2 separate regions of the Homo sapiens genome follow, and region 2 is linked to region 1. The links are chromatin loops, found by intact Hi-C in ENCODE. Cell type or tissue: Panc1. All regions are shown on one strand. Links, peaks and the distances in the headings refer to the core of each region. The heading gives the core; the rest is flanking DNA.

Region 1 (16,421 bases), core at 5,867-10,866:
ATAAATGAAAACCACATAAAGCAATGCAGAAGCAATTTCTACTTTAAGAATGTACTTTTATTTTTCTTCTCATCATTTGGCCACCTTGAAGCAAACTACAAAATTATATTAAAAATCTTTATGATGTCAAATATAGGAAGAGATTGACATTCATTCACATTTTTAAATGTCAGTATAATTTAGATGAATTATATTTATCAAACATGAAACATCTGATCACAATATAATATTGTAACTCAAGTTGCAGTGAGTTAGCTCTCTAAAGTCTCCTCTGTACGGGCCCACCCTCCTCTCTTCATGTCTCTATATTTTCTAATAACTTTCCATTTCTTCCCAAAGATATTTTTGTGCTATTTGAAAAATCTATTCACTCATAAATTCAACACATACTTTTAAAAAGTAGTCTAAAGTTATTAAATAAACCATAAATTTTCACTAGGAAACTCAAAAGTCTGTACTAACAGATCATAGTTTATTGATTAAAACACCTATTTGAAAAGATATGCATTATTTCAAACCAATTGCAGTGTTACCAACCAATTGAATCCTGAATATCTGCAGGAATAAAAAAATAAAAAACAAAAACCCACTGTCCTATACACTGTAAAAGGATGTCTATTTCCACACATAACTATACTGAAGGCACACATCAAGAAACTCTAAAACTCTAACAACTCAAAAATAGTAAATTTTCTGCAGGTCACAACCCTAATACAATTAAGTATGCAAAATTTCTCCTTCACTCTCAAAGAGAAATGATGTATTTTAATGTACTCTGCTGATAAAAATTTTAAGTAATATTTTTCCTGGTTTAAAAAAATAGTTCATTCTTTTATCCTCACATCTGCAGGTACACAAATAACTTAAATTGATGATGTAAAATTGAGAAAATATTTTTAGAAAAGCTTACCATTGTCATTTTTCAGCGTCCCATTGCTGAGTTGTTTTAATCTCTTTTGATGTGATTTGCCATTGTAGTGGATTTGTGCTTGAGCGGCTGAATTCAGCTGAATGTTACATACATTGCACAAAGTAAAGTTGGTATGTTTCTTTTCTCTTTCTGGTTTTTCTTCAAAGTCATCAGGTATTAATTCAGCCTCACTCTCGCCATCGTGTACACAGGTGAAATCTGAGGGTGCAAGGAAAATTATGAACAAGCAGATCAAGATTTTTAGATTACTGCATATTTATTAAATTGGGTGGCAAATAAGGATTGTTCTACACACAAGAATTAAAAATTTCTATGTACTCTCATTTTAATAGATTGCTTTCACACTATGCTAAAGTAGACAATCTCTTTAATGGAATATAAATGGCAAATGTTTAACTTTTTATCTATTCCCAATACTGTGCTATATGTTTTTATTACTTCATTTAATTATCATAACAATGTAATAAGCACTATAGTATTCCCTTTTTTATAGCTGAGGAAACTAAGTTTTAGAATGATTAAACAACTTGTCTAAGGTCACACAGCTAACAAGTGGTATAGCTGTGATAAGCATTCAGTTTATCTCTAAATCCAAAGTTTTTAATCATCATGTTCTCTAGTATGTAATAATGAATTAGATTATTTTGTTTTAATTCAACTAAATAAAGTTCTTATATTCCTTACTAGTTAAGTAAAGTGACTTACATCTGGATGGACACATTCTACACATGCAAAGATACTAACACTCTTTCAATACCCCAAATTTTATATTTTATACCTGACACACAAGAGAGGCTTTGAATACCCAAGATAGCCTTATAATCAGGGTACAAAAAAAGTGTGACTGAATTATGGCTTACATTGGAAAGCATTACTTCTGGATAAATGTACGCTTTGTATACTAAAACCAAAGAGAAAAGGTCAACCCATAATTTCAGTATCTCTGGCCTTAATATGACATTTATTTCTTTATTTGAGACAGGGTTTCACTCTGTCACTTAAGCTGGAGTGCAGTGGCATGATCTTGGCTCAGCACAGCCTTGACCTCCTGGGCTCAAGCAGTCCCCCCACTTTAGCCTACTAAGTAGCTGGAACTACAGGTGTGTGCCACCAATTATTGTCCAGTAAGATGGCAATAATTAGAGTAACTATTGTAATCTATATTTAACATCCATTCATAAGTAATTTAAAATAATAATACCTCATTTCTAAGTTTTCTCTACTTCCACTACCCAAGCCTCTCTAGCACACTATGGTCCAGATAGGAGTTCTCCATTCCAATTCTCCCAGTTCTTTAAGGAGTTATTTTAAAGTATTTGAAAAATATTAGCAGAGAAAAACAGTCATGATTTTAATGTGCATTTATGAGCTGACTGCTATGTGACAGCGTCCTCCTAGGTTCTGGAGTTAAACTGACAAGCATCACAAAAGTGGTCCTTGCAATTATACAAACTTAATGATACAAAAGCCATGGACTTTGGAATCAGGTAAATGAGATAACAAATGCTGAAATGTTTTTAACAACATGTAAGTATTATCAGTTTGCCAATAAAATTTTAAAGAAAATCAAACTAGTGAACTCCACCAAAAATGGCTAATACTTGAATCTATTTATGGGTATTGAAGTCACTATCCAAATTCCAAAATGAGTAAAAGGTTGGTCAGTACATAACGCATGCTTTCTTTGTGAACTAATTCATTTAAAATATATTAACTTCCTTTTAAAAAGGAAACTCTATCTCTCTTACTCAGATAACCTTGTTAAAATAATTTAAATATGCAATTTAAATGGTCATTTTAAAAGAAAATTTATAGACTTTGTAAAATGATTAATTTTAATCAAAGGAAAATATGTAAGCATATCAGCTTTCCTTATTTTATATAAATAAAAAAATGTAAGTATCTATCCAGGTTATAATCAGAACATTTCAAAACTTCTTTTGTCTAGAGTTGATTTATGCTTTTAAATCTTTTATCTCAAATATTGTTAAGTAGTAAAATGATTAAGTAAATGATGGTGTGCTAAAATCACAATATGCATAGCCATTAAAAGCAGATCAGGAAAGTTTTATAATATGGGAAAATATTTTGTGTATAAGTAAAAACCAAAAATAAGATGTAAATTTACGTAGAGTATATTTACTACCATATGAAGCACAAACTTGACTTAGAAAAAGTATTAGAATTATTTCATTCTGAGTGGCAAGATTAGAGTTGGCTTGGTTTCCTTTAGCATTTCTGTATTTAAAAAATTGCACATGATGACCATTTATTATGAAAAAATAAATCAATAAATTTCAAAGAAATAAGCCAAAGAACTTATTTCCTCCAGCGTGAACAGCTTAGGTTTGCCAGAATTAGGCAATGCTACAGAGATAGTCACAGTAGGTGTGCCCTTGTAACACATCATTTTTGCTAAATGTATGCATATATTTGGAAGAAAATATTTTCTTATTTGATTCACATTTCCATCTTGACCCACAAAATAAGAACATGTGCTAACAATTTAGCAGGGGAAAATATTGGAGAATTTTCTTTCAAGCCTCTGAGATTTATTTGCTTACACATGAGAAATTCCCTGCTCACCTGAGAAAATAAAGACTATATTATCAGGCAATGTCAACAATTAATTTTGTACTAAGTTGCAAAAATGACAACTTTAAAAGGAAATAGAAAATATGTGGTATTGACACTAAGGAAAAAAGAGAACCTCAAATTATTGTGGCTGGGGTAGGACATCATAAAACATTTACAGATGCCCGGGCACGGTGGCTCACGCCTGTAATCCCAGCACTTTGGGAGGCCGAGGCGGGTGGATCACAAGGTCAGGAGATCGAGACCATCGTGGCTAACACAGTGAAATCCCGTCTCTACTAAAAAATACAAGAAATTAGCCGGGCGTGGTGCCAGGCGCCTGTAGTTCCAGCTACTCGGGAGGCTGAGGCAGGAGAATGGAGTGAACCCGGGAGGTAGAGCTTGCAGTGAGCCGAGATCACGCCACTACATCCCAGCCTGGGCAACAGAGCAAGACTCGGTCTCAAAAAAAAAAAAAAAAAAAAAAAAAATTATAGATTTTGCAGGAAAACTGCAGTGGCTCAAATGGCACTCTCTGAAGTAGGAGGCAATATTCGTAAGCAATTTTCCTCCCCAATATGGTAAAAACGACATGCTTAAATTTTTAAATGGAAATTTGACATATTTGAGTTCCACTGAGAAAAAGTTCAGCAGTCATACATAAACGTTAGGTGACTGTCTTGGAACCCAAAATAATTTATCAATTTGTCCACTTTTTTCCCTCCTAACCTTCACCCCTCAGAACCATTAAGACACTGGAAAGATGTCTGGCTTAATACAGTAATGTAGGTATAGACAGCACTATTTAACATGTTCAAGAACTGGAATTATCCTGAGAGTAATTATCAAAGGAATGAGGTGTTTGTTTGTGTGAGTGTGTTTTAATTTTCTAGATGTGGATACTGATTTACTCTTGCAGACTCACAGGAATAATTAAAATGTGGCACACATAAGATGACTCATTTTTAGTAAGCTATATTAAAAAATGTATGTGAGTTAATTTGAGAAAAAATAAAAGTAGAAACAATATTTTTCTGGGATGCAATGTGGTTCTTGCAGTTGATTTATTTAGTGCACTGTTCTGACGTAAGCTGAAATGTCACCACCTTTGCCAAAGGACCAGCTGTTGGTATCAAGACTGCCCTGAGAAGTGCTCATCTTCTCTAACCCACGCCACCCCTGGCATGGGTCTCTGCTGGACCCTACAATTCGTGTAACCTAATTAAGAATCAAAAGTTGTAGACACAGAAGCCAACTGAAAAAACTCCGAAGAAACAAAGCTGGAGCAACTTGAGCAATAATCAAAGCAACATATTATTGGATTAATACCTAAAGTATAAATTTCAATGAGTATATACTGATATAAATATAAATGAAGGAGATAGATACCAAACTCTCATTTAGAAGTATTCCAAATAACTTAAATAGACATCCTCCATTCAAAGCGGGATAGGGCACAACACTCTTCTTCCTCTTTAAGTATAGGTTATGCTTAGTGACTTGCATCTAAACAGTGTGGTACAGAAAGAGGAGAAAAGTAGCTTTATAGTGAAGAAACCTGACAAATAATACTTCAGCCACATCAAGTTTCACATCAACAGTGACAGGTCACATTGATAGCAAGAATCCTTAATATGACGTGCTAACAATGGTATTTCACCTCTGTGATCTTCCTTACAGAAATAATAGACAAACACAAACTAAGGAACAGTATACAAAATACCTGACCAATATGCAAAACTGTCAAGGTCATCAAAACTAGGGGAAGTCTGAGAAATTGTTACAGCCCAGTGGAGCCTAAAGAAATACTAAAACTAAATGAAATGTGGTATCCTGGATGGGGCCTTGAAATAAAACATGGACATCGGAGGAAAAATTAATGAAATCCAAATAAAACGTAGAGTATCATTAATAATAATGTATTATTAGTTCGTTAGTTGTAATAAATGTACCGTATTTACAAAAGATATCGACAATAGAGAAAATTGGATGGGAGGTCTATGGGAACTCTACCAATTTGGCAACTTTTCTGCAACTCTAAGACAATTATACAGTAAAAGTTTTATTTAATATTTTTTAAAATTTGGAAAATAGAGCAGAGACCATTTTCTCTCCTTGACAATAAAACAGGAACCTCTTGAGAACTTGTGTGCTCTGGGAAAGAACTGAGAAAGAAACTTCTGTTCTCTTTATCCCTTGCTCATTCATCTCACGGTAGAAATAAATTATGTGATTTGAAGAATGAGGGAAACATTCACTGCTTCATGTGCGGTCCACCATCGGATGGCTCTTTATCTCAAATTTGCCTGAAATGACCTTCTCCTATCTTCTTACTTGCCGTATACAAACTTACAATGGAAAGGCTCCCCAGCCCTCTGTGAAAAGCTCAGAATTCTCCTGCCTGTGACTAGGTAGGTAAATTCAATTCAGAAAAGAAACGGTTGAGGGTTGAAAAATCCAATATGGAACACAGTTGTAAGTCATTTTATCTAATTCAAATTTTCCTTCTGAATAACTGGGCTACCAACCCACTAACAAAAAATCTAATACACCTCAACTGATTCCTTCTATTTATTATCAGTTTCAATTAAGATTATAAGCCATTTACACACAAACACACACACACACACACACACACACAGAGATATCCAAGCCAACCATCACATAATTAACAATTTATAAACTTCATATTTGCTTTAGTGTTTTAACCCTATTGCAACTCCCACAATCATTAATATAAAATGAAAGTATGTAAAATAGTGTATTTTAGTTGACAACCAAACCCAATTTTAATGAGTAGAAAACTTTCCCTGCAAATAGTGTGTTTTATCTCAACTTTAACAAGCCAGGTTACATCGTTTTGTCTATGATTGCCTTTAGTCACTGTTCTTGCATCTGATGCCTTGTCAAAGTGGCAAACCTCTAAAATCTCCAAGAATCTCAAGTTTCTAAGACAATCTGAATTGACAATGAAACGTCTGTAGATGACAGCCACTAACAGACAGTTTAGTGCACAATAAACCACAGTGTAAGTAGTTTTACAAATGACTTACAAAGTCATACGACTCTAAATGGTATAAACCAAAATATTCTTGTTTTACAATGACTTCTCCCACTGTGTAATTTTTTTAAAAGTTGGCAGATAGGAATTTACATATCTAGAAGACATTTAGCACAGACACTCTCATATAAATAGTGGTAGAGACCAAGGCTAAACACTGAAAATTCCTTTAGAAATCTTGATATGATAATATCTCCAGAAATTATTTTTGGTTCAACGGAAAATAAAATAAAAATCTAATCTAGAGATACTTCATGGCGATAACACTGAAATACAACTAGTCAGGGTAGATGACAGCTGGCTATTTCATTACAAAGTCAAAATTACAAGTTTATTTGGTAAGCAGCTTTATATTCTTAAGTTTTAGTAATATTTATACAGAACACAACAGGTGACAGATTTTGGCCATTTCTTTAAAAATAACTTCATTGAAAAAATAAAATTTAATGTCTAAATATTCCCCAAATTTTACAAAAGTTTTGCTCAAAAAAACTTATTCTGAAAAGAAGAATCCACCAATACTGACTTCCTTATAGAGTCTCTTATAAAGAGTTCTTAAAATTGCTTTATTATGGAAAAAAAGTACTGTATGGGAAGATATCAGTCTAGTCCATTTCACAGAAGGGGAGTTGTAATTTGTATGATATATACAAATCCTAATGGAGTTTATAATTCTTATACAATTTTCTTGACCAGCTCATAAAATGAAGGTAAAAATATAACAAAGATTTATTATTTGTAAGAATATGATGATACAACTGCTACTGTAATACGTCATTTTGCAGAAAGCATTTAAAATCACCTTTAAAAATGGTAAAAGGTTGTGGAAATCATGAATAAGCATATATAAAGTAAAAAGAGAAAAATACTGTACTCATGTCATGGGATTAGATACTGCTTACTTGGAATATAATTTCCAGAGACAATTATCATAAGTGGATTTTAAAAGCACTAAAATTAATTTGAAATAACTTAGAAAAAATGAGAAAAAAAAAGCTATTAGGTGATTTGAAAGGTGGCTCTAGCCACACATTGCCATTCAAAGTTGCCCATGCAGGATTTAAGTTAAATTGCTTCAGAAAATTAAGACTAGTAATGAACCATTATAGGCAAATATTTTTAAATCTCATTTTTATTCATAAAACTTGTGAAAGAAATTTGGCCTTTTTTCGATGAAAAAAATACGTAGTAACTTTTATTCAGCATTTCCTTGTATTAGGATTTAGAGAGTATTGCTTACATCTGTATATGCATATACATACTGTATATATGTGTATAAATTATACATATGCATATATAATGTATATAGATTTTATGCATCATATTTGGAATACATATATATATAAATCAAATAAACTACTTCAGTAGTGAATCTTCCTCTATATTCAAGACTAATGTAGAAAAATTTATTTTACTGTTATGGTAAAACATTAAATATATATTATATATAATATATAAAATCATATTTATAACATTAGCATTTGAGAAAATTATAGTGGGTCACAATATCTTCTATATTTCACTATTAAAATTGTAAATAGTTCACAAGCTGTAAAGTACCATTATAAAAATAATTTTGCTTTGATCTAATTCCCCACTAGAGTGCAGTGTGAATTTAAAATTAAAACTACAGCATCTGGAAATTCCCAAGACATAAAAATGGCATTACTATAATTCTGTAAATATCTAACATACACATATTCTAACACAACATTCAGCTTCAGTGGTGTGTGTGTGTGTACAGCACAGCTAACGAACTCACCAATATTTAGCCACACAACTCAGATACTAAAGATAAACCAGGGGAAAGTCACAGAACAGAAGATAATCTAAACTGTTTGTCACATGTTATCATAAGTTCTTTACTAAAAAGCATTAATTGTTTTACATCACCTCCTAACTTAAATATCACTTAGGAACTTCAAAAATGAGAACATTTTAATTAGGAACATCTTACTTTTATGACAGGAAATTACATTATAGAAGACTACATAAGGCAAATGAAGGTTAATGGATTGCATTTCAAGTACAGTTTTTATCACATCACAGCATCACATTAAATTTGTTGGTCTCAATACAACCATGGCTTTTACAAGTTGATGGAAGTCTTAACTGAATATTTGCAGACTCACCTACAAAAATTAAGCCCAGAGTGGCAGAATGAGATACAGAATGGAACTTTTAAATGCATTCCTTTCTTCCTTTTAAGCAGTAGACTTTTTAGAATTGTAAGCTTCAAATCAGAATTTCTATTTTGAGTCCTCAGTTTCAAAAAGAAATTTTACCTTAATCTTCAAATGACTCACCATGAAAGCACTAAAATATTTTTGAGGCCAAATGGGAGCCCATAGTTTAACCTCGAAAATAAAAACAACAACATTTTGTTAAAAAAGGTAAATCATTCAAGTAGAATCTACTACTATATAAATAATAGATCAGATATGTCTTAAATTTCAACGTCACGAATGTATTCCTCAAAGTTTCAAAGACCAATGAAAAATTATATTATATTACTATTATTACATTTTTTTAGCCAACAGTACACAAATCTTTTCCTGTATTCTGACCTACTGTTCCTATTTTAGGGATATCTTCTTGAATCAGTCATGCCATCAGGGCCTCCTTGGCAAAACATGATCCCCCTGGAGTTATGCCACACAGCGTGTCTGCCATCACACCAGGGATGCTGAGGCTGCACTGTGAGTCCTGCTCTTGAGTTCTCAGACCAGATTTTTTTAAAGCTACTTTAAACATCAACCCTATTTTCTTGAAAATGCACCAAATATCTTTGTGCTTTCAGCTAGTTCTACTCTACTTTGGATCTAAAACAGCTTACATAAAACTTAAGAAAGGTTTGCCCCAGAAAAATTTCTGAAGACCTGAGTTAGAGAATGATTGTTCTTATGTATATCTGGTGAAAAGTTATGCCAAGAAAAAAAGTAGGCACCCTACAAGTTATTAAAAAGTCATATGACAAATATATGTTAAGTACCTGCCATGTGCTAGCACTCGTTTAGCCACTTAGGATATTTGTACATCACATCACACAATACCCTAGTTCTCTGTGAAGTTTGAGAAGAGAGAGATAATGTAGGCTAGACTGACTATGACTTTTTTTTATTATTATACTTTTAAGTTTCAGGGTTTAAGTGCACAATGTGCAGGTTTGTTACATATGTATACATGTGCCGTGTTGGTGTGCTGTAGCCATTAACTCGTCATTTAACATTAGGTATATCTCCAAATGCTATCTCTCCCCTCTCCCCAAACCCCACAACAGTCCCTGGTGTGTGATGTTCCCCTTCCTGTGCCCATGTGTTCTCACTGTTCAATTCCCACCTATGAGTGAGAACATACGGTGGTTGGTTTTTTGTCCTTGTGATAGTTTGCTGAGAATGATGGTTTCCAGCTTCATCCAATGTCCCTACAAAGAACATGAACTCATCCTTTTTTATGGCTGTACAGTATTCCATGGTGTATATGTGCCACATTTTCTTAATCCAGTCTATCATTGTTGGACATTTGGGTTGGTTCCAAGTCTTTGCTATTGTGAATACTGCCGCATTAAACATATGTGTACATGTGTCTTTATAGCAGCATGATATATAATTCTTTGGGTATATACCCAGTAATGGGATGGCTGGGTCAAATGGTATTTCTACTTCTAGATCCCTGAGGAATCGCCACACCGACTTCCACAATGGTTGAACTAGTTTACAGTCCCACCAACAGTGTAAAAGTGTTCCTATTTCTCCACATCCTCTCCAGTACCTGTTGTTTCCTGACTTTTTAATGATTGCCATTCTAACTGGTGTGAGATGGCATCTCATTGTGGTTTTGATTTGCATTTCTCTGATGGCCAGTGATGATAAGCATTTTTTCATGTGTCTTTTGGCTGCATTAATGTCTTCTTTTGAGAAGTGTCTGTGCATATCCTTCACCCACTTGTTGATGGGGTTGTTTTTTTCTTGTAAATTTGTTTGAGTTCTTTGTAGATTCTGGATATTAGCCCTTTGTCAGATGAGTAGATTGCAAAAATTTTTCTCCCATTCTGTAGGTTGCCTGTTCACTCTGATGGTAGTTTCTTTTGCTGTGCAGAAGCTCTTTAGTTTAATTAGATCCCATTTGTCAGTTTTGGCTTTTGTTGCCATTGCTTTTGGTGTTTTAGACATGAAGTCCTTGCCCCCCATGCCTATGTCCTGAATGGTATTGCCTAGGTTTTCTTCTAGGGTTTTTATGGATTTAGGTCTAACATGTAAGTCTTTAATTATCTTGAATTAATTTTTGTATAACGTGTAAGGAAGGGATCTAGTTTCAGCTTTCTACATATGGCTAGCCAGTTTTCCCAGCACCATTTATTAAATAGGGAAACCTTTCCCCATTTCTTGTTTTTGCCAGGTTTGTCAAAGATCAGATAGTTGTAGATATGTGGCATTATTTCTGAGGGCTCTGTTCTGTTCCATTGGTCTATATCTCTGTTTTGGTACCAGTACCATGCTGTTTTGGTTACAGTAGCCTTGTAGTATAGTTTGAAGTCAGGCAGCGTGATGCCTCCAGCTTTGTTCTTTTGGCTTAGGATTGACTTGGCGATGTGGGCTCTTTTTTGGTTCCATATGAACTTTAAAGTAGTTTTTTCCAGTTCTGTGAAGAAGGTCATTGGTAGCTTGATGGGGATGGCATGGAATCTATAAATTACTTTGGGCAGTATGGCCATTTTCACGATATTGATTCTTCCTACCCATGAGCATGGAATGGTCTTCCATTTGTTTGTATCCTCTTTTATTTCATTGAGCAGTGGTTTGTAGTTCTCCTTGAAGAGGTCCTTCACATCCCTTGTAAGTTGGATTCCTAGGTATTTTATTCTCTTTGAAGAAATTGTGAATGGGAGTTCACTCATGATTTGGCTCTCTTGTGTGTCTGTTATTGGTGTATAAGAATGCTTATGATTTTTGCACACTGATTTTGTATCCTGAGACTTTGCTGAAGTTGCTTATCGGCTTAAGGAGATTTTGGGCTGAGACGACGGGGTTTTCTAGATATACAATCATGTCATCTGCAAACAGGGACAATCTGACTTCCTCTTTTCCTAATTGAATACCCTTTATTTCCTTCTCCTGCCTGATTGCCCTGGCCAGAACTTCGAATACTATGTTGAACAGAAGTGGTGAGAGAAGGCATCACTGCCTTGTGCCAGTTTTGAAAGGGAATGGTTCCAGTTTTTGCCCATTCAATGAAGGCAGAAATAAAGAAGTTCTTTGAAACCAATGAGAACAAAGACACAACATACCAGAATCTCTGGGACACATTTAAAGCAGTGTGTAGAGGGAAATTTATAGCACTAAATGCCCACAAGAGAAAGCAGGAAAGATCCAAAATTGACACCCTAACATCACAATTAAAAGAACTAGAGAAGCAAGAGCAAACACATTCAAAAGCTAGCAGAAGGCAAGAAATAACAAAGATCAGAGCAGAACTGAAGGAAACAGAGACACAAAAAACCCTTCAAAAAATCAATGAATCCAGGAGCTGGTTTTTTGAAAAGATCAACAAAGTTGATAGACCACTAGCAAGACTAATAAAGAAGAAAAGAGAGAATAATCAAATAGATGCAATAAAAAATGATAAAGGGGATATAACCACCTATCCCACAGAAATACAAACTACCATCAGAGAATACTATAAACACCTCTATGCAAGTAAACTAGAAATCTGGAAGAAATGGATAAATTCCTCGACACATACACCCTCCGAAGACTAAACCAGGAAGAAGTTGAATCTCTGAATAGACCAATAACAGGCTCTGAAATTGAGGCAATAATTAATAGCTTACTAACCAAACATGTACAGGACAAGACGGATTCACAGCCGAATTCTAACACAGGTACAAGGAGGAGCTGGGACCATTCCTTCTGAAACTATTCCAATCAATAGAAAAAGAGGGAATCCTCCCTAACTCATTTTATGAGGCCAGCATCATCCTGATACCAAAGCCTGGCAGAGACACAACACAAAAAGGGAATTTTAGACCAATATCCCTGATGAACATCGATGCAAAAATCCTCAGTAAAATACTGTCAAACCAAATCCAGCAGAACATCAAAAAGCTTATCCACCATGATCAAGTGGGCTTCATCCCTGGGAGGCAAGGTTGGTTCAACATATGCAAATCAATAAGCATAATCCAGCATATAAACAGAACCAATGACAAAAACCACATGATTATCTCAATAGATGCAGAAAAGGCCTTTGACAAAATTCAACAACGCTTCATGCTAAAAACTCTCAATAAATTAGGTATTGATGGGACATATCTCAAAATAATCAGAGCTATCTACGACAAACCCACAGCCAATATCATACTATGACTTTTAACAGTAAGGCTAAGAGGAGAATTGTGATGAAGATTTCGGCTTGTAAATCCAGTAGCTATATGCTTTTGTTCTTTTTTTTTTTTTTTTAAGAGACAGCTTTGCTTTCTCCTTCTCTCATTTATAATGCTTAAAGTCTCAGGTTTTCTTTCTTTTCTCATTGATTCTGTCTTCTTAAAATATATTTTAATACTTTGGTGATTTCAACTGCTGTCCATGCCTAGTCTTTTTGTAATATAGACTTTCTTATATTATCTGCAACCAGTTTTTCCATAACAATTCTTATAAATGTCATAATTACTCTTAGATCAATGTTTCCTTTTACAGTTTTCTCCCTTTCACTATTAAAGGAGAAGAGCAGATACTAACGATTCAGGATATCTTCAGGCTATATGAGAATATTTTCTTATACCCAGATAAATTTCCCTGAAAATTTACGCATCCTAACAGTGGCACATATACTCTAGGATGGCCCCTCTAATTTCCACCTTGAGGTAATCAGACCTTTCCACAGTCCACTCTCCTGGAGGGTAGAACCTGTAACTAGCTTCTACCAATAGAATATGGTAAAGGTGGCCGGGCGCGGTGTCTCAAGCCTGTAATCCCAGCACTTTGGGAGGCCGAGGCGGGCGGATCACGAGGTCAGGAGATCGAGACCATGCTGGCGAACACGGTGAAACCCCCTCTCTACTAAACACACACACAAAATTAGCCGGTCGCAGTGGCGGGCGCCTGTAGTCCCAGCTACTCTGGAGGCTGAGGCAGGAGAATGGTGTGAACTCAGGAGGCGGAGCTTGCAGTGAGCGGAGATGGGGCCACTGCACTCCGGCCTGGGCGAAAGAGTGAGACTCCGTCTCAAAAAAAAAAAAAAAAAAAGAATATGGTAAAGGTGATGGGATATACATCATGAGTGGGATTATGTTACAAAAAGATAGTAATGCCCATAGACTCTCCTTCACTAGCTTTAAAGAAGCAAGCTGCCAAAGCTTTTTCATGTTGTCTTACATTTCACTTCTACAATTTGAAAAAAATGTGATCTTATTATGAGTTTCCCTGTGAAGAGGATCATGTGGCAAGGATCTTAGGGTAGTCTCTGGCCAACAACCAGTCAAAAAATGAAACCATAATAAGCAGCTGAATGCCGCAAACAAACATATGAGTGAGGAGGTGGTTCCTTCCCCAGTTGAACGATAGATGAAAACACATCCCTGCCTATATCTTTATTGTAGCCTGGAAGAAGTCCTGGTTAGGCAATGTGTGGACTACTGCTCCTCAGAAATTGTGAGCTAATAAATGTGTGTTGTCTTAAGACATAAAGCTTCTGTAATATTATTATGCATAAATACATAACTACTATACCAATTAACTCTCTTGCAATAATTAATATTAAAATTAGAAAGTAACCCAAATTTCCAAGGAAAAATATTTGTCAAGAAAATGTCTTAAAACAAATTACCACCTAACCAAAACCATGTTTTTTAGTTAAATGAATTAAATATCCCAGCTGTATCCCTAATCCCAAACATACTTGAGTAAAAGTTGAAAGAAATAAGTTAACTCTTTCCCATATGAAGAACTTGATCACCTGATGCACATCCATGACAGACATAACTAATCAATTATGACAATCTTTCCTTCAGAGGCTGGATTTGGTTTCACAGGACACATTGCAGGGATCCACAAATTACTCAGATTTACCATATAAGAAGAAATTTATTTGCTATACTAGATACATTGACTAATGTATCACTATCGAATTTGACTTAGAGAGAGTAGAAACTCATTAAAAAGATAAACTAGGTAGTATTCATTTTTCACTATGGTACCATTTAACATATTTTTCTATTATCCAAATAAGTTTGAAAGATTGTTTAATAAGTTTGTAGAACTAAGTCTAGACTGTTAAAAGAATCCAAATTGAAAATTACTTATAGCAGTTATTATAAATAAAAATGTACTGCAGGGTAGTAAATTTAAGATAAAAAATAATTATACATATACAATAGAGATTTTTTTCATATGTAGGAGACTTTAGTAAATGTTTTGTTATATTTATATTTTGCAAATGCATTATATTTAGATTTAAGCTCCAAATAGAGAAATGATGGATATGGATAGAAATATAGATCTAAGAAAAAATGTGAAAGATTAAGTATTAAAATTAAATTGTAAAAAACTGGGTTTCTTAGACCTGAAAAGGAGGCAAGGAAGAGCCTTAATAAAAGTCTTAAAGCAAATAAAGGAATATTATTAATTGAAGGTGGTTTTTAGCTTCTGTCCACTTCTATTAATGAAAGAAAAATAATGAGTTAAAACTATAGCATGAATAGTTAAGTTTACATATAGTATTAAGAGAGGAAGTTCCTTGGACATTTTTTGTTTTTATTTTTCACAGTCATCTAACTCGGGTAGTTAAAATTAAATTATCTTAAAAATTATCTTAAAGGTAACAGTATGCATTCTGCTCTTCTCAAGTGCTTTGATCTTCAGAGAATGAGAAGTTATTTATTTACTTATTTTTTTAATTTGAGATGGAGTCTCACTCTGTCGCCCAGGCTGGAGTGCAGTGTGCAGTGGTGCAATCTTGGCTCACTACAACCTCCGCCTCCCGGGTTCAAGCGATTCTCCTGCCTCAGCCTCCTGAGTAGCTGGGACTACAGGCACACACCACCATGCCCAGCTAATTTTTGTATTTTTAGTAGAGACGGTGTTTCACCATATTGGCCAGGCTAGTCTCAAACTCCTGACCTCGTGATTCACCCGCCTCGGCCTCCCGAGAATGGAAAGTTTTAAAACCAAGGATTCTTTATGAAAGTTACTTATAAAAGTATATTTCTATTGTATCATTAATACATATATTTTCATTTAAAAATGGGTTTAGTAGATTATTAAACTATAATTGCCCTTTTGAATGTTTCTTTATAATTAAAATGGAACTTGGCAAAATGGAGGTCTTAGAACTATTAGTTATTTTTTCACCTTTTCTGTAGCTTTAGTTTTTTTTTTAAATTTAGTTTTCAACAAATTTTTTTTTGCATTTTTTATATTTTACTTTTATGCTGTGAAAGAACTGTTAATTAAAAAAAGGAAGTTCCGTTTTTTATTTAGGTTAAGATTTAAGAAATGTAGGGTACAAAACTATGAGTTTCACTTTGTCAGTATGTGAATTTTAAACTAAATATCAACTCCAATTCTCTGGTGAATTCAAAGATCACTTTTAGGAGTTCTGATCATTAATTTACTTACAGTAGTGGTACAAAAAGCAAGGATTATCAAAGTGTGCTGACTGTAACATGTTCAAGTTGTGTGGCCTCCAGCAAACCCTTCACCCCTCTGACTCTGTTCTCCCATTTGTAAGAAGGAGGTGAACAAATGATCTCTATTCCCTTCCAATGCAATAAATCCTGGCCCACTTGGAAAAGTGATATTTCACACTCATGTTCATGGAACCATTATTGACGTCAGGGCAACATGGTGTTTTGTCTTT
Region 2 (16,421 bases), core at 6,403-11,402, 380 kb after region 1:
TATAATATTTTTATATGATCTAATACTGACATAATTTTATTTCTGATAAGATACCCAGCCAAGGCCGTGCACAGTGGCTCACGCCTGTAATTCCAGCACTTTGGGAGGCCGAGGCGGGCGGATCACGAGGTCAGGAGATCGAGACCACCCTGGCTAACACGGTGAAACCCCATCTCTACTAAAAAATACAAAAAAAATTAGCCAGGCATGTTGGTGGGCGCCTGTAGTCCCAGCTACTCAGGAGGTTGAGGCAGAATAGGGTGAACCCAGGAGGTGGAGCTTGCAGTGAGCCAAGATCGCGCCACTGCACTCCAGCCTGGGTGACAGAACGAGACTCTGTCTCAAAAAAAAAAAAAAAAAAAAAAAAAGCCTAGCCAAATTTTCTAGCATCTCCCTAGGTGACTGTCTCCTTGGAAATTTGAGCACCACCTCTATTCTCTGCAATTTTTCATATTTGCCTCTGTTTTGAGTTTCTATATAATGTTCTGGTAATCTGCTTGTCACTGTTTCAGTCACTGTATCTTTCCAAAAAATAAATAAATAAAAAACAAACATAAGGTTTTATTCTCATAGGATTTGTCTCTTTTTTTCTGTTTTCCCCTTAAGAATTACTTCAACTTTTATTGGAATTTCAACCAAACCCACTAATTTTAGAATTACTTTGTCAGGTTTCATGAAAAAACACTTAAAATTTCCACTGAAATTACAATGAATTTATAGATTAGCTTGAAGTGAATTACAACTAGTCTCGTCACTCCATCCACAAATGTAGCTAATCTCTAAACTTATCACTTTTTATATATTTTAAAACCCTTAAAGGCTTGACATTGTCTTCATAAAGTTTTTGTAACTGAAATTTTAGATGGATTTCTCAGTACCCTGTCATTTGTTGCTATTACTAATGAAATAGATTTTCCTGACTACCCTTGCAATTGGCTATTCCTGATGTATGTAAACACTATCAAATATTATATATTGATCCTTTCTCCAAAAACTTTACTGAATTAACACTAATTTATAAATTTGGCTAGTAAATTTCTTAGATTACAATGTACAACCTTTTATCCACAAATAATAATTGTATCTCCTCCTTTTAAATAGCCTGCCTGTTTTCCTTCCTTCCTTTCTTCCATTTTTTTTGCTTATTGTGTAGGATGTGACTACCAGTAGATTAAAGAACAATGGTGATGATGGCAGACATACCCCTATTGTTTCTGATTCTAATTTGATTTGTCTTCTAAATTTAGACCACTAACTGTGATGTTAGTAGTTACCATGTATCAGATTGACATGATTTGGCTCTGTGTCCCCACCCAAGTCTCATCTCAAATTGTAATCCCCATGTGTTGAGGAAGGAACCTGGTGGGAGATGATTGGATCATGAGGGCGGTTTTCCCCATGCTGTTCTTGTGATAGTGAGTTCTTACAAGATCTGATGGTTTAAAACTGTGGCACTTCCCCCGCTCTCTCTCCTGCTGCCGTGTAAGACATGCCTTGCTTTCCCTTTACCTCCTGCCATGGTTGTAAGTTTCCTGAGTTCTCTCCAGCCATGGGGAACTGTGAGTCAATACACTTTTTTGTTTATAAATTATCCAGTCTCAGGCAATTCTATACAGCAGTGAGAAAATGGACTAACACACAGATTAAGGACAATGCTTTCTATTTCTGTTTGGGATGAGATTTTAACAAGTATGTTACTGGATTATATTAAAAGCCTTTTCCATATCTATTTAGGAGATTACTAGACTTTTTAATACATTACTTTTAATATATTAATGAAATGATTACATTTGTTTTTCATGTGAATTATCCTTATGATTGTGGATTAAAATCTACTTATTTATTTATTTATTGAATTTATTTTGAGACAGAGTCTAGCTCTGTTGCCCAGGCTGGAGTGCAGTGGTACAATCACAGCTCACTGCAGCCTCAACCGCTTGGGTTCAAGCAATCCTCCCACCTCAGCCTCCCTAGTAGCTGGGACTACAGGCATGTACTAACACAGCTGGATAATTTTTGTATTTTTTTTTTGCAGAGACAGGATTTTGCCATATTTCCCAGGCTGGTCTCAAACTCATGGGCTCAAGTGATCCACCCACCTTGGCCCCGGTAAAGTGCGGGTATTACAGACATGAGCCACTGTGCCTAGTCTGTGTTTCTTTTAGACAATGTTAGATTTTACTTGCTAGTGCTTTGTCTAAGAATTAACATAAAATTTTTATCCTTTATAATCCCAGTTGGGTTTTGATATTAGTTTTACGATCCTAAACAGAATAGGATACATTTAGCAAATACTGTGACTGTTCTATGAAGCCTAGTAAAGTGAAACTGTGAAGCTGACTGAAGTCTGATTTTTTTATGTGGGGTGAAAAAAAAGAGAGAACAGAAAGTTTAACTAAGTCACTAGTTCTCCAGCATTTGGTCTTATGACCATTTTACATGCTTATAAACTCTGAGGACTTTAAAAAGTCTGTTTCTGCTAGTTATATCTATGAATATTTGCAATATTAACTTTAGTCAGAGACTATCACTTATATAATACTGTTTTTCTGAAATTTTTTGAGAATCTCTTTGTGGCCTTGTAATAAATAAGTTTATACAAGTGTGTGAATAAGCACTAAAAAGAATGTATATTCTTTGGGTGTTGGATGAAAGATTTTATATACATTTATTAATTTAAGCTTATTAATTTTGCTGTTCCATTATGGTATAGCCTTACTAACACTGTTGTCACTTTCTGCCTTCTTTATATGTTTCTAAATTTTCCAAAAGTATAATTATTTTCATTTTATATGTCATAAATCCTGGTTAGGTTGTTAAATGCATAAAAGTCTTGAGAGTTATATATTCTTAGCAGATTGTTTCTTTTAACATAAAGTGATGTTCCTATTTCTTTTGTATTTTTGGTTCCTATGTACTAGACATTTCAACTCTTTATTTTCAAAATTTCTCTAGCCTTAGATTTTAGTTGTCACTTTTATTAACTCCATATAGCTAGTTCTTTTTTAATCTTATTTAATGCTCTGTTTTAATAGGTGAATTTAGTAATTTTACTTTTATTGTATTACTGATATATTGGACCTTGACCGAATCTCCAAGTAGTTGTTGTAGCCTTTACTTCCACAGTCTGTACAGATATACCAATACACCATTTCCTGGGCTAATATTTTCATTTGCACATCTCCTATTGTTTATTATCCAAGCTTCATATAATATATATACACTTCTCAATACAATGGCTTTGTCCAGTGTTTGCATAGAATAAAATTATGTTTCATCCACAAAACTCATACAATGTTTTTCACAAAATTAAGTAGGGGAGAAATCTAGAGTTATTTTTCATATACATTATTAAATGGGATGACCTTATTACTATAGATATTCTGAAAAGTATTTGGAGTGTCAAGAAAGCAGATTCACATCCTGGATGTCAATGGCACTGAGAAGGCAACTTGTACATGTTACTGTGTAGAAGACTACTGGTTGTTAGCAACCATATTAAAGTTCATAAGCAATGTGTATAGCATGGTTTGTTATTGGAAAGCACATTGCCATATTGTGCACATTTTAGGAAATTGATAAGTTCACAGGTAAAAGACAATAACTTCTTCCCGTTTAAAAAGTAGGAAATAGCTTTCCAATTAGCAAATTGCCTAAAATGTGGGCAAAACATCTGATTTTTAAAAACAGATTACAGATATTAGGTAACAGATGTCTGTATTCAGTTCTGACATTTCAATTGCTCAAAGTGGTTTCGTTTCTCACTCACTGCTGTAGTTTTGTAATCCACTAAAGTAACGGTACCCCAAAATGTTTCTTTTCTAACTTCTGACCTCTGCTATTTGTTTTAACAAATTTTATTATATTTTATCTCACCTGGTTAGTAAATCACCTTGAAAAAGTGTGAAATTATTTTAAAAAAAATGAAAGCTAAATAAGCCCTTTTAAAAAAGAAAATGAGAAGCTGGGCTTTTATATAGGAAATTTAAACAAAAGAGCTTGAAATTCTACAAGAGACATTTGAATAAGTGAAGCAGAATTTATATAAGATACATTTAACGTTTCGTTATATGATGCATAGATTTTGAAATGTTTCTGCCACATGTTTAAAAAAACTAATAGTATGAAAATTGGATTCTAGACATAATATCAAGTAAAAATAATGTAGTTTCAAATGTTGATTATAGACTGCTAGAAGACAATAAGATTGAATATCTTCAAGAACTTGGGGAAGAAAAAGATAGCTTAAACCGGATGAAAAAAATAGTAATAACTATAGTGAAATCAATGAATTGAACTACATTAAAATTAAGAACCATCGATTATTAAAAAGACACCATTGATACAGGGGAAAAGAAACTGACAATGTGAAAGAAGATATTTACAACAAATATAATTGGTAAAAGAGTTATATGCAGATTATGTGAGGAATTCCTTCAAATGGACAAAACAATGAAGCCATTTAAAAAGAAAGTGGGAAAATATTTGAACAAGTCCTTCACAAGAAAAGGATTTCAAAACTTCACAAATGTATGTATAAACATCCATGATCCAGTTGTAGCCAATGGCCATATGAGGGCAAGTCTTATTCTGGGGATTCTCAAAGAGTTTTCTCTACTTCTGAAAGAGATGCACAGAAAGATGAAACCATTCTGCAGATGAATGGTGGTGATGGTTGCACAACCACAAACAGTATGAATATACTTAATAACACTGAAATGTACACTTAAAATTGGTTAAGATAGTAGATTTTTGTGCATTTTTTCACAATAAAATTGGGAAAAAGAGAGCTGCATGGAAAAAAACCACACTAAAAAATGCCCAACTTCACTAGTCATTAGGACAGTGCAAATATAAACCCTAACAAATATGTATCTACAACAATTACTAAACATTTAAAATTTAGAAACCCTAAATTCAGGCTGGGCGTGGTGGCTCACACCTGTAATCCCAGCACTTTGGGAAGCTGAGGCGGGTGGATCACCTGAGGTCAGGAGTTCTAGAACAGCCTGACAAACATGGAGAAACTCCGTCTCTACTAAAAATACAAAATTAGCTGGGTGTGGCAGCACTTGCCTGTAATCCCAGCTACTCAGGAGGCTGAGGCAGGAGAATCTCTTGAACCCAGGAGGTGGAGGTTGCAGTGAGCTGGGATTGAGCCATTGCACTCCGGCCTGGGCAACAAGAGTGAAACTCCATCTCAGAAAAAGAAAGAAAGAAAGAAAAGAAAGCCTCAATTCATTGCTAGTAGGAGTACAAACTAGCACAATCACTTCAGAAAATCTTTTTGTAGAATCTACTGAAGCTGAATACACAAATATCCAATGACCTAGCAGTTCAAATCCTACATACATGCCCAACAGAAATATGTGTGTGTATATATGTGTGTACATATACGTAAATATGTGTGTGTATATTATAAGCTCTTTCTACACATAGACACACACACATATAAATAAATATATATATAAATATACACACACATACATATGTACAAATATATATGCTGGAACACATCCACACATATATGTGTGGATATACATATGAATGAGTATCAAAAGGCATATACAAGAATGCTCATACTAGAAACATTCAAAATATCCTCATGAATAAATTACAAATTGTGATATAGTTACACGATGAAATACAATGTCAGTAAAAAGAATAAACTTGCTACACAAAATGAAACAGATGAATCTCATGAACCTAATTGAATGAAAGAAATCAAAACAAAAGAAAACACTGCATAATTCTATTTATATAAACTTAAAAATGGCAAAGTATCTATGGTATCAGAATAGTCATTATCTTTGGGCAGGAAGAAGAGTATAGTCCTTGAGAAGGGGCACAAATAGACTTCTGGGATGCTGATAGCATTCTGCTAGTATTCTGCTTCTTATCTGGTGTCTTAGCTTGGGCTCTTCTCGAAAGTAGACCCTGAAATAGGGATTTGGATGCATGTAATTTGAGAGTTGATCACATAAAGTACAAGTGAGGACATGGAGAAGGTAAGACAGGGAAGAAGGGAAAGCAAGCAAAGAAAGTTGCACTAATGAGCCGATGCCACTGCAGACAGTATGGGCTTATTCTTGCTGCTGTTAACTCTCTGAGAACCATTTGGAACAGGTTTGTCCTGCTCATGTTTCACTGGAGGATGAGGATGGAGGATGAGGATGAGGAGGATGAGCAGTCTGTGCCACCTAGGACCAGACTCCCAACCTGTTGTTTGAGGGTTGCCCCATGGGAATTAACCACCCACGTCCTCTTTCTATCAACAGTTTTTCATTGTGACAGAGAAAGTGCAAGACCCCATCTTTCCCACATGCAGTTGAATCCAGGTGGGCTGCAGGGCTATGATGCACAGCATCAGTAATGCCTGTTACAGGCTGTGTGCTGATTGCCTGGCTGTGACAATTTCTCATGCCATCTCCTTATGACTAGTACGCTTTTATGTATAAGTGTTACACTTCAATAAGAAGTTTATTTAAATATTGTTCAAAGTAAATGCATGAACTATGAATGCAGTGTCATTCCAGAAAAAGGATAATAGCTGAGATGCCTTATATTTAAGAGCAAACCCTTCTCCCAACTACTCTGGCTCAAGTTTCAAGGTGATCCAATCAGCTAGTGTTTGTCTCAATAATAGCAGCATCTCAGAGTCCCTTACATGACAAAGTTTTGCCAATATAGAGAATGATGCTGGCCATGCAATTCAACCTGTGCTTACAAACATAATTATTCACTCGGTCACTCAGTCACTCCCTTGTTCATCGAGTATTGAATACTCATTCAGTGAGTATTCAACTGACCATGCAGTTGGTCAAACACTGCATGTGGTTCTGGTGATAAAATGATGAGCAAATTCTTCCCCCACCTTCAAGGCATTCATAGACCAGTAAGGAGGAGAGATATGTCACCAATTAAATATGACAGAAATAGTTTAGAAATAAAACAGCAAGCCTGGGTGTGGCGGCTCACGCCTGTAATCTCAGCACTTTGGGAGGCCGAAATGGGTGGAACTGCTTGAGCCAGAAATTTAACACCAGCCTGGGCAACAGGGCAAAATCCTGTCTCTACAAAGAAAAAAATATATACAAAAATTAACTAGACATGGTGGGGCATGCCTGTAGTCCTAGCTACGCAGGTGGCTGGGTCAGGAGGATCACTTGAGCCCAGGAGGTTGAGGCTGCAATGAGCCATAACTGCACCACTGCACTCCAGCCTGAGCAATAGAGCAAGACCCTGTGGGAAGGGAAGGCAAGGGGAGGGGAGCGGAGGGAAAAGACAAACAGGTAGGCAAGAAGGAAGAACAGCAGCATAAGCAAAGTTCCCCGAGCATCAGTTTTGTCCAAGACGTCTGAGAATGGCATTGCAGAGACACTTGAAGGAGGAGAAGATTTTGGTGAGATGAAAAAAGCAGGCAAAGACGACAAATGTAAACAAAGACAGGAGGCTGCGGGTGCTTTCGATTGAAGGAGGATGTAATCAAGTATGGCCCAACTCTACACGGTGGTGTGGGTGGTAGGGAAATGAGTTATGGAGCTGATGTGGTAGGGAGAGTCAGATGGTAAGAGGTCTGAAATTGTACATTATTGTAACCAATATTTATTTTATACATAAGGTAGAATCTTCAAAAGTTTTGTAAGTAAGTGAGGAAGTGACATCAGCAAACCCCTGTCTTAATAAGCAGAGACATTAAGTGGAGGATAACTTGGAATGAAGAAAAACTATAGACAATGAGGTCAGTTGAGAGGCTACTGAAATACTTCAAGGAAAGGCAATATGGGCATCTACTTAGTAGAGTCTAGAGGTAATATCTCTATAAACGTCCAAGTTTTACCATTATGTGTGGTCCTAGCACCAGACAGACTATAATGTGCTATTCAAGTAATAAGCACCCTTGACAGACAAGTAAAGGGAAAAATAGCCCTCTCTAGGAACCTAAAATATATTTACAGAAGTGAGACAAGGCAAAGAAGCACAATTTAAACACCCTGATACAAAATCCTGTAAAATAATAAAAGAGAAAATGAGCAAATAAAATAGAGCTGAATGTGTAAGGAACCAATAAAGCTATCTCTAGTGACTAAGTTATTAAATTAACACACACACACACACACACAAACACACAAAGAAAATGAAATTTTTGTGAGAAAAATTTCTTGGTGCATTTTTTTTTGTTTTTTGTTTTTACAAAAAAAGGAAAGGTCTAAAATATAATTAATAGCAGATTAACAAGTCAGAAAAGCACAGGGCTTTGCACGGAATTTTAGGAATATAATTCGTATATATAAAATGTATAGACTAAATAAAAGAAAACAAATTACTAATATGCTTTGGGAAAAAAGTTGAACTTCCAATAAATAGAACTATTTTCTAGGGGAAAAAATAAGTACATGCAGCAATTCTAGAAGGGGAAAAGGACACTTAACAAAGCTGTTAAAAATCATAAGAACAATGGCAACAAAAGCCAAAATTGACAAATGGGATCTAATTAAACTAAAGAGCTTCTGCACAGCAAAAGAAACTACCATCAGAGTGAACAGGCAACCTACATAATGGGAGAAAATTTTTGCAACCTACTCATCTGACAAAGGACTAATATCCAGAATCTACAATGAACTCAAACAAATTTAAAAGAAAAAAACAAACAACTCCATCAAAAAGTGGGCGAAGGATATGAATAGACACCTCTCAAAAGAAGACATTTATGCAGCCAAAAAAAACACAGGAAAAAATGCTCATCATCCCTGGTCATCAGAGAAATGCAAATCAAAACCACAATGAGATACCATCTCACACCAGTTAGAATGGCAATCATTAAAAAGTCAGGAAACAACGGTGCTGGAGAGGATGTGGAGAAATAGGAACACTTTTACACTGTTGGTGGGACTGTAAACTAGTTCAACCATTGTGGAAGTCAGTGTGGCAATTCCTCAGGGATCTTGAACTAGAAATACCATTTGACCCAGCCATCCCATTACTGGGTATATACCGAAAGGATTATAAATCATGCTGCTATAAAGACACATGTACACATATGTTTATTGCGGCACTATTCACAATAGCAAAGACTTGGAACCAACCTAAATGTCCAACAACGATAGACTGGATGAAGAAAATGTGGCACATATACACCATGGAATACTATGCAGCCATACAAAAGGATGAGTTCATGTCCTTTGTAGGGACATGGATGAAACTGGAAACCATCATTCTCAGCAAACTATCGCAAGGACAAAAAACCAAACACCACATGTTCTCACTCATAGGTGAGAAATGAACAATGAGAACACATGGACACAGGAAGGGGAACATCACACACTGGGGACTGTTGTGGGGTGGGGGGAGGAGGGAGGGATAGCATTAGGAGATATACCTAATGCTAAATGACGAGTTAATGGGTGCAGCACACCAACATGGCACATGTATACATATGTAACAAACCTTCACGTTGTGCACATGTACCCTAAAACTTAAAGTATAATAATAAAATTAAAAATAAAATAAAATACAAAAAAAATCATAAGAACACACACACATACCTATCTGTACATTCAACAGGTACTTCTCACACACCTCTTATTTGCCAGGCACTGTTCCAGGGCTGGAGATACAGCAGTGAATGAAACAGATACAAATCCCTTCCTCACGAAACACACATTATCATCCACTTTGCAATCAATCTATTCCTTACATTTCTAAAACGCAGTCCGATCTCACCCCCTGCTTAAACCCTCCAGGGGTGTGCCAGCATGAACCCTCACTATTCTCTATGTAGCCCAGCCAGACCAAGCCCTCCCATACCTCTCTAATCTCATTTTCTTCCATCTACTTCCTTGCTTTCAATAGTCCCACTATACTAGCCTTCTTTATGTTCTTCAAATACTTCAAGCTTATTTCTATTTTAAAGCTCTGTCTCTTGCTTTTCCCTCTGCCTTGCAAGACTTGCCCCAGATATTCACATGATGCTGCCTAAGCCCTGCAGACTCAGCTCAAGTATTCTCTCCTTGGTGACATTTTCTGGACTGCACAAGCTCAGAGCACTTAGCACTTTAAAATTGTTTTATCATCTCCTCTAAGCTCCACAAGAGCATGGAGCATGTCTATCACATTCAACAGTAGAGATGCCTAGTGCCTGTAAGTGCTTGACAAACAGTAGATGTTCAAAAAGGACTGCTGTTACATGACCGAGTATGTGTGCATATGGTTTAGTGAGAGAAGGTCACTTGAAAATTGCAACTTAGCCAATTGCCCAGCCATGAAAATTTAAAGAAGAATAAGCTCTTTCTGCCAATTCATGCTGTTTGTGCTATGCCCTTATGTGGCAGGTTCTCAAATCAGCAACGGGTATTTGGTGGCAGAATGGCAGTGGTGATTTTGGTGATGATGATGATGACTAAATGAGTTTTCCTGCACTGTACCCTCAGATAACAAGTCTGTACACAGGCCAAAAACCTCAACCAACCAACCTCCAACTAACGGTCAGAAAAGATAGAAAGTAAATTCTTTTCTGCTCCTGAATTTTAATTGTGACTTGCAACGTACATGTGTTTCTCCTTTATCTTCTCTAAGCGCAAGGCACTGTCAGTTTTCCTCAGCGGCTTGCTACAATGAAGTGTGTATGTCTATGCATATATGTATTCATTCCTCAGGATTTTGAGTGAAACTCCAAGTTTTATTTACACTCGCAAAGCTTCTACAAATTTGTAAAGCCACAAAACTCAAGGCTGACTCTAAAATCTTTAGACATGCCATTCCAATTTGGTGGCAATCAGAGTTCAGGTCATATTTATGTGGCTTCTTAGTCCCAGCAATATTTAAACTTCAAATGCTGAGCATCGTATGTACAAGCATGATGCAGTGCAACCTGAACCTGGAAAAAAAAACACTCCAGCACCTTTGATTGTCCTGTTGATTGCAGAGTGGTGAACCCATGTACACTGACTTTTCAATCAACCACTTTTTGCCTCAGTCGGCTCAGAAAGAGAACTTCAGCTAAATAAATATTTCTGACAATTGACCTGCAGTGCAACAAGACGCTCACAAAAGAAAAAGGAAAAGATACATCTAAACTGCCTGTCAGCTTTTCTTTTTCTGATAGAAAGTAGAGCTTCAGATACTCTGAGAAAGATTCCAATTTGTACAATTTGTACATACTGGTGGTAGCAGAAAATAAAGCCAAACTATAAGGGAGTTCAAAGTGTCACTCATTTTACAATTAAAAATCAAGGACATCAGGAAGGAATGAAAATAACTCACTTGTATAGAGGCAGTGAAAACAACATTCACGTCACAGATATAGCCATTTCCATCTCCACCCTCCTCATTACTCAGGCTGAAAAATGGAAGAGTGAGGCTGTCTTACCCAGGCTGAACTCTTCCCTGCAGCCAGAGAAGGGGAGACAGTGGAGGAACCTAGCTGTGTCAAGCTAGCTCTGTGACCTTGGTAGGTCACCTCATGGCTGCACCTCTCTTTTCCCATCTACGAAATGCGGAGGTGGAGATGAGGATTGTAATTCCTGTTAATTCTAATATTCTAATAGTTTGTTTTTCACAACCTGCAGAAAAACATAAGGGAAAACAACTTGATACTTCTATTCTCTCCTTTCAATACAAGTAATACATGAATCACTTAAATTCAAATTGAAAAAGAACAAATAGAATTTCACCCCTTCTCCCTATTCCTAGTTTTCTCAATAATGTGTTTTAAATCTATTTCCATATCTTTCAGGACCCAAGGATATTTCTTCCTAATTTCCACCTCCAAATTTGCTACTTCATGGCACTTACTTTTTAATGAGTAAGCTTCTGCTTTCTTCAAGAAGCTATCTGAGAAGGTGGGGTCAGAGAACCAAAAGATATCATTTATTCTCTTAGGAATCTGAGACTATAAATATTTTGTTATGGGTGCAGATTCTTTTAACCTGAAGTTTAGATCATGTTAAATAGAGAGTATCTGCCTTAAAACAGCTTGACATGTGACCCCTATATTTATAACCCTTCTAACTTAAAACTGCAGTACTCACCAAAACTCACATATACCATTGCCAAAAGATTGCTACTTAAGTATGTTTTCCATATTGGGACACATAAGCCAATCTACAACCATGTATATACAATGCAAACATTTATTTCATAATTACTTTTTAATTTTGTAGATCTTCTTCAATTTGTGAATTTCCTTTGCTTTGCTGTACTTGAAATGGACAGCACATGCATGGCCCATAAAATTAAAAACCAAAAAAAGTCAATGAAATCTTTTATTTGGGAAATTAATTCTTGATGGTTTGAGTCAACAAGAATCAAGAATAAAAGATTCTAAATCTACTCTGTGAGATAAAATGGTCCCATTGCACAGTGAGTGCTCTCCTTCAAGGCAAGCAAAGAGATGCTTGAAGCCCATGATAGTGCTAGGCCCATAGAACCAATGATGATAAGAAAGCTGTTTTGCTAATGTAGGAAATAGGAAAACTTTTTATTCTATTGTTCTAGAATCAGATGATGTAAATTCCTATACCTGTATACTAGACAGTTGAAACAGTCTTGGTGACACTGATACCACAAAATTTTCTCACCAAACAACAGAACTTGGCAGGCCTAGTATCATATTCAGCCATAGTTCAATCATAAAGGAATTTGGAAAAAACTCTGCCCTAAGTTTGGTCAAGATCTTGAAACTTTATGCTATAATAAGTATCACTGAAACTGTGACAAACATTACACACATTACACATATCCTAGAACTAAAAGTTTCTTTCGTGGTTTGAATTATTGGATCCAAAAATTTTAGCATTGAAATTCTTATTGAAATGGAAAAGTAAGAACTGTTGAAGATTTTTTTAAAAAAGAACTAAGCATGAAAACCATACTTTAGCTAACAGAAAACTTTTCAGTATTCTCCTAGATATAGATACAAGTAAAATAAGCAATGCCAGCATTCTGGAGAATAGTTCTCCCCTTCTCTGTTGCTATTCCTACTTTATTGCCTTCATAGAAACTTTCCCTCTCTGACATTGCCAGATTTGCTTACCTATTCCATGTATAATATCTATCTTCCCCTAATAAAATGTAAGCTCCATGAGGACAGACACATTATGTCTCTTGTTCACCATCATATCCACAGCAAACATTTGAAAATAAAATAATTGAATAGACGAATGTATAAATGTATGAGGTAAAATTTGAATGTAGTACAAAGTTTCTTGACATGATGAAGCATGCCTGTATTGCTACAAATAAGGATAAGTAGAAATACAAATAAGTAGAATAAATAGGAAGAGAGTCATCTTTAATAAAACCTGCCTAGCATTTTAAGAAGCCTCAAATAACTTGTGCAAAAAAGTTACCAATATTATTATCCAATAATATGTTGGATAATATATTACTACATAAATAAATGTATTGTGCCTTATAATTTAAATACTTGGTGGTATACGATTAAAGCATTCTTTAAAAAGCATGTATTTCTGTTTGACTTGTTTTCTGATAAACTATTCTATTTAAATAGTGTGAAATGTGCTTTTAGAACCTAAGTACAGCATACATAACATGAACACCGTCTATTTCAGAAATAAAAATTCAGTTTACCATTGTGGGACTTAATTCATTAGTTTTTGATGTTTTAAATTAGGGATTTCTTATTTACAGTTTTTTTTCCTACTTTTTCCGTTAACATGATCCTATTCATGTTATACATTTTATAACTATCATTGCACTGTATTCTAAATTATGTTAGGTAAGTATGTTATGAAAGCATAACTAGATAAACTGGACTACATCAAAATTTAACATTTCCTCATCAAAGGACACAATCAACAGAGTGAAAAGGCAACCCATGGAATGAAAGACAGTATTTATAAATCATATATCTTCAAATCACCAAACAAATGAAGAGCTCCTACAACTCAAAAACAAATAGTTTAAAAATGGGCAAAGCACTTGAACAGACTTTTCTCCAAAGAAGATATACAAATTGCTAAGAAGCATATGAAAAGAGGCTCAACATCATTGTCATTAGGAAAACGCACAACAAAACCACCATGAGTTACTACTTCATACCCATTAGGACATCCAGTATGAAAACAAAAAAAAAAAACAGGACATACCAAAGGATGACGAGGATGTAGAGAAATTGAAACTCTTGTACATGATTGGTGGGAATGTAAAATGGTACAGCCATTATGAAAATCAATATAACAGTTCCTCAAAAATGTAAAAGTTACCATATAATCTAGCAATTCCATTTCAAGGTATATGCCCAAAATAATTAAAAGCAGGGTTTCAAAGACAGACTGTACACCAGTGTTCATAGCAGCATTATTCACAATAGCCAAAAGGCAGAAGTAACCCACGTGTCCATTAATGGATGGACACATAAAACGTAGCATATACACGCAATTGATTATTTAGCCTCAAAAAGGAAGAAAATTCTGATACTTGCATGTATCACATATGTCAGCTCTATGTATCAGCATTTATTTGTTACCCATTATCAGACTTTGGTTTCTTTAGGTCATGTGTAATGTTTATCTATTAAAAATAATGCAGCAATAAATATTTGAATGACTTAAGCCTTTCTCTGGATTTTGTATTTGATTTAACCTTAGGCTAGCTTCTTCTCGGGCTAAATTAGTAGGTCATAGACTATAAACATGTTTGAAATTCTCTACTCACAAGAATTTATTTTTAAATGTGTTAAATTAAGGTTTAGGAAATTTGCCAGGACTTACTGGCTACAGGAGGTATCAAATATTAGATAAATATATCTGCAATCGTTTTTCAGTATTTCCAGAAGATACTATGTTTTGAATTTAAAAATCTTTAATGAACCTTTTATATAGAAAATATATTTTGATAGAATTGTTATTAAAGATATGCCTCAAGTTATGCAATGTTATGTATAAAGACTCTACTGGTGAGATCTATAGGTGACTTATGGTCAGAAAAATATCTGTCTCTTTTTCGATTTTGCTACCGGGCAGCACCAAGTTGGGCCTATTTTTGTGTTTAATGACTGCCATGTTCTTCGCTCAGAGTTTTGTTACAATATTTCCCTGTCTTCCGTTTTTTACCTGGGAGGATAGAGATGGGAACTACAGACCACGAACAACGCAGGAAATTTTATATACATCATTCCATATAATCCACTTGACAGCTGTGTATTATGTTTTTTTCAGATTCCCTTTCCACCAATAAAACTGATGCACAAAGTTTGAGTGGCTCGACTTTTATTACAGAGTGATTCTTGGCCTTATTATATTCAAGTTTTTATTGTATGTTGCTCCAGGCCTTTTTGGAAATAAAGAGGGTGCATAAATAAATAATGTAAACTAGTATTTTCAACATCAAAACATCATTTCATTTAACGCTGAGCACTGAAGACTAGTAGAATGTTACAGCCAGAAGAAAATCAATCATCTTTTCAGCCCCATCCTTTGACAAGCAAAGGCCCAAAGACATGACCTAAAGGACCCATAGCATATAACGGGCTGTTAGCTACATTTCTGGGTCTTCTTTTTCAAAATAGAGTAAAATTATTTTTTGTAGCTCATTTTCACTTCCTGTGCAAGAATCTCATTGCCTATTAGTCTCAGGATGCACGTATTACTCCCAAGGAAAGAATGAAAGTGAGATTTAAACAAATTAATAAAATCAGTTTGTACTAGAGTATAATGCAACTACATGAACAATAGACATTCAAACTTTATGTGCAAAAGTCTTTCTTCTATTCTGCAATACATTTTACATCATCCAATGTTATAATAAAATCTCTATTCTCCAGGCTTGTTAGCTGTTTTATTCATTTATATCCTTGAGAAAAAGGGACAATTTAAATTGATACAATTTAACCTACTTCTAGAATTTATCCTAAGGAAATCAACAGAAAATGTACCAAATAAATATCCATAAAATGTTAATAATAGTATTTACTTTATTTCATTTAATTACAGTATTTTTAAAGGGAGAAAAGTAAGAATTGTGTAAAATCTCAAACAATAAGATTATTTAAATAATGATACATCACACAAAGGAGTCCTGAAAAGCAATAAAAATCATGATGCAGAACTATATTTATTGACATGAATAAAGGATAAGCCCATTTATCTAAACAAACGGATATTGCTATATGTTTTTAGGCCTATCAGTGTATCTTCAAAGAAACTCTAAAACACACTTTGAATTGTCTATAACAGGACTATGAATGAGTTGCCTTTATTTTTTATGTTTCTCTTTTTTTCTGAGACAGGATCTCACTCTGTCACCCAGACTGGAGTGCAATGGTGCAATCATGGCTCAGTGCAGCCTCAACCTCCCAGGCTCAAGTGATCCTCCCACCTTAGCCTCCTGAGTAACTGGGACTACAGGTGTGTGCCACCACACTCAGCTAATTTGTTAAGCTTTTTTTGTAGAGATGGAGT

The links. A loop is a pair of places that touch in the nucleus more often than their neighbours do. Peaks named below come from ENCODE experiments on the same cell type or tissue, not always from the same donor. Only the 100,000 strongest peaks of a DNase experiment are listed, where the experiment ranks them.
Region 2: it touches region 1 in a loop (3-fold over the local background); 7 of 110 quality-filtered maps call a loop at or near these places.

Annotation. Positions count from the first base shown.
Region 1 is chr3:22,167,907-22,184,327 of GRCh38, forward strand. It overlaps a transcript of ZNF385D not described here. Among named protein-coding and RNA genes, the nearest start is that of ZNF385D-AS2, 220 kb to the left of the region's middle. In Panc1, for the core only: no CTCF peak of the experiment used is centred there; a DNase peak (open chromatin) is centred at 8,205.
Region 2 is chr3:22,545,834-22,562,254 of GRCh38, forward strand. No RefSeq gene overlaps it. Among named protein-coding and RNA genes, the nearest start is that of ZNF385D-AS2, 600 kb to the left of the region's middle. In Panc1, for the core only: no CTCF peak of the experiment used is centred there; no DNase peak of the experiment used is centred there.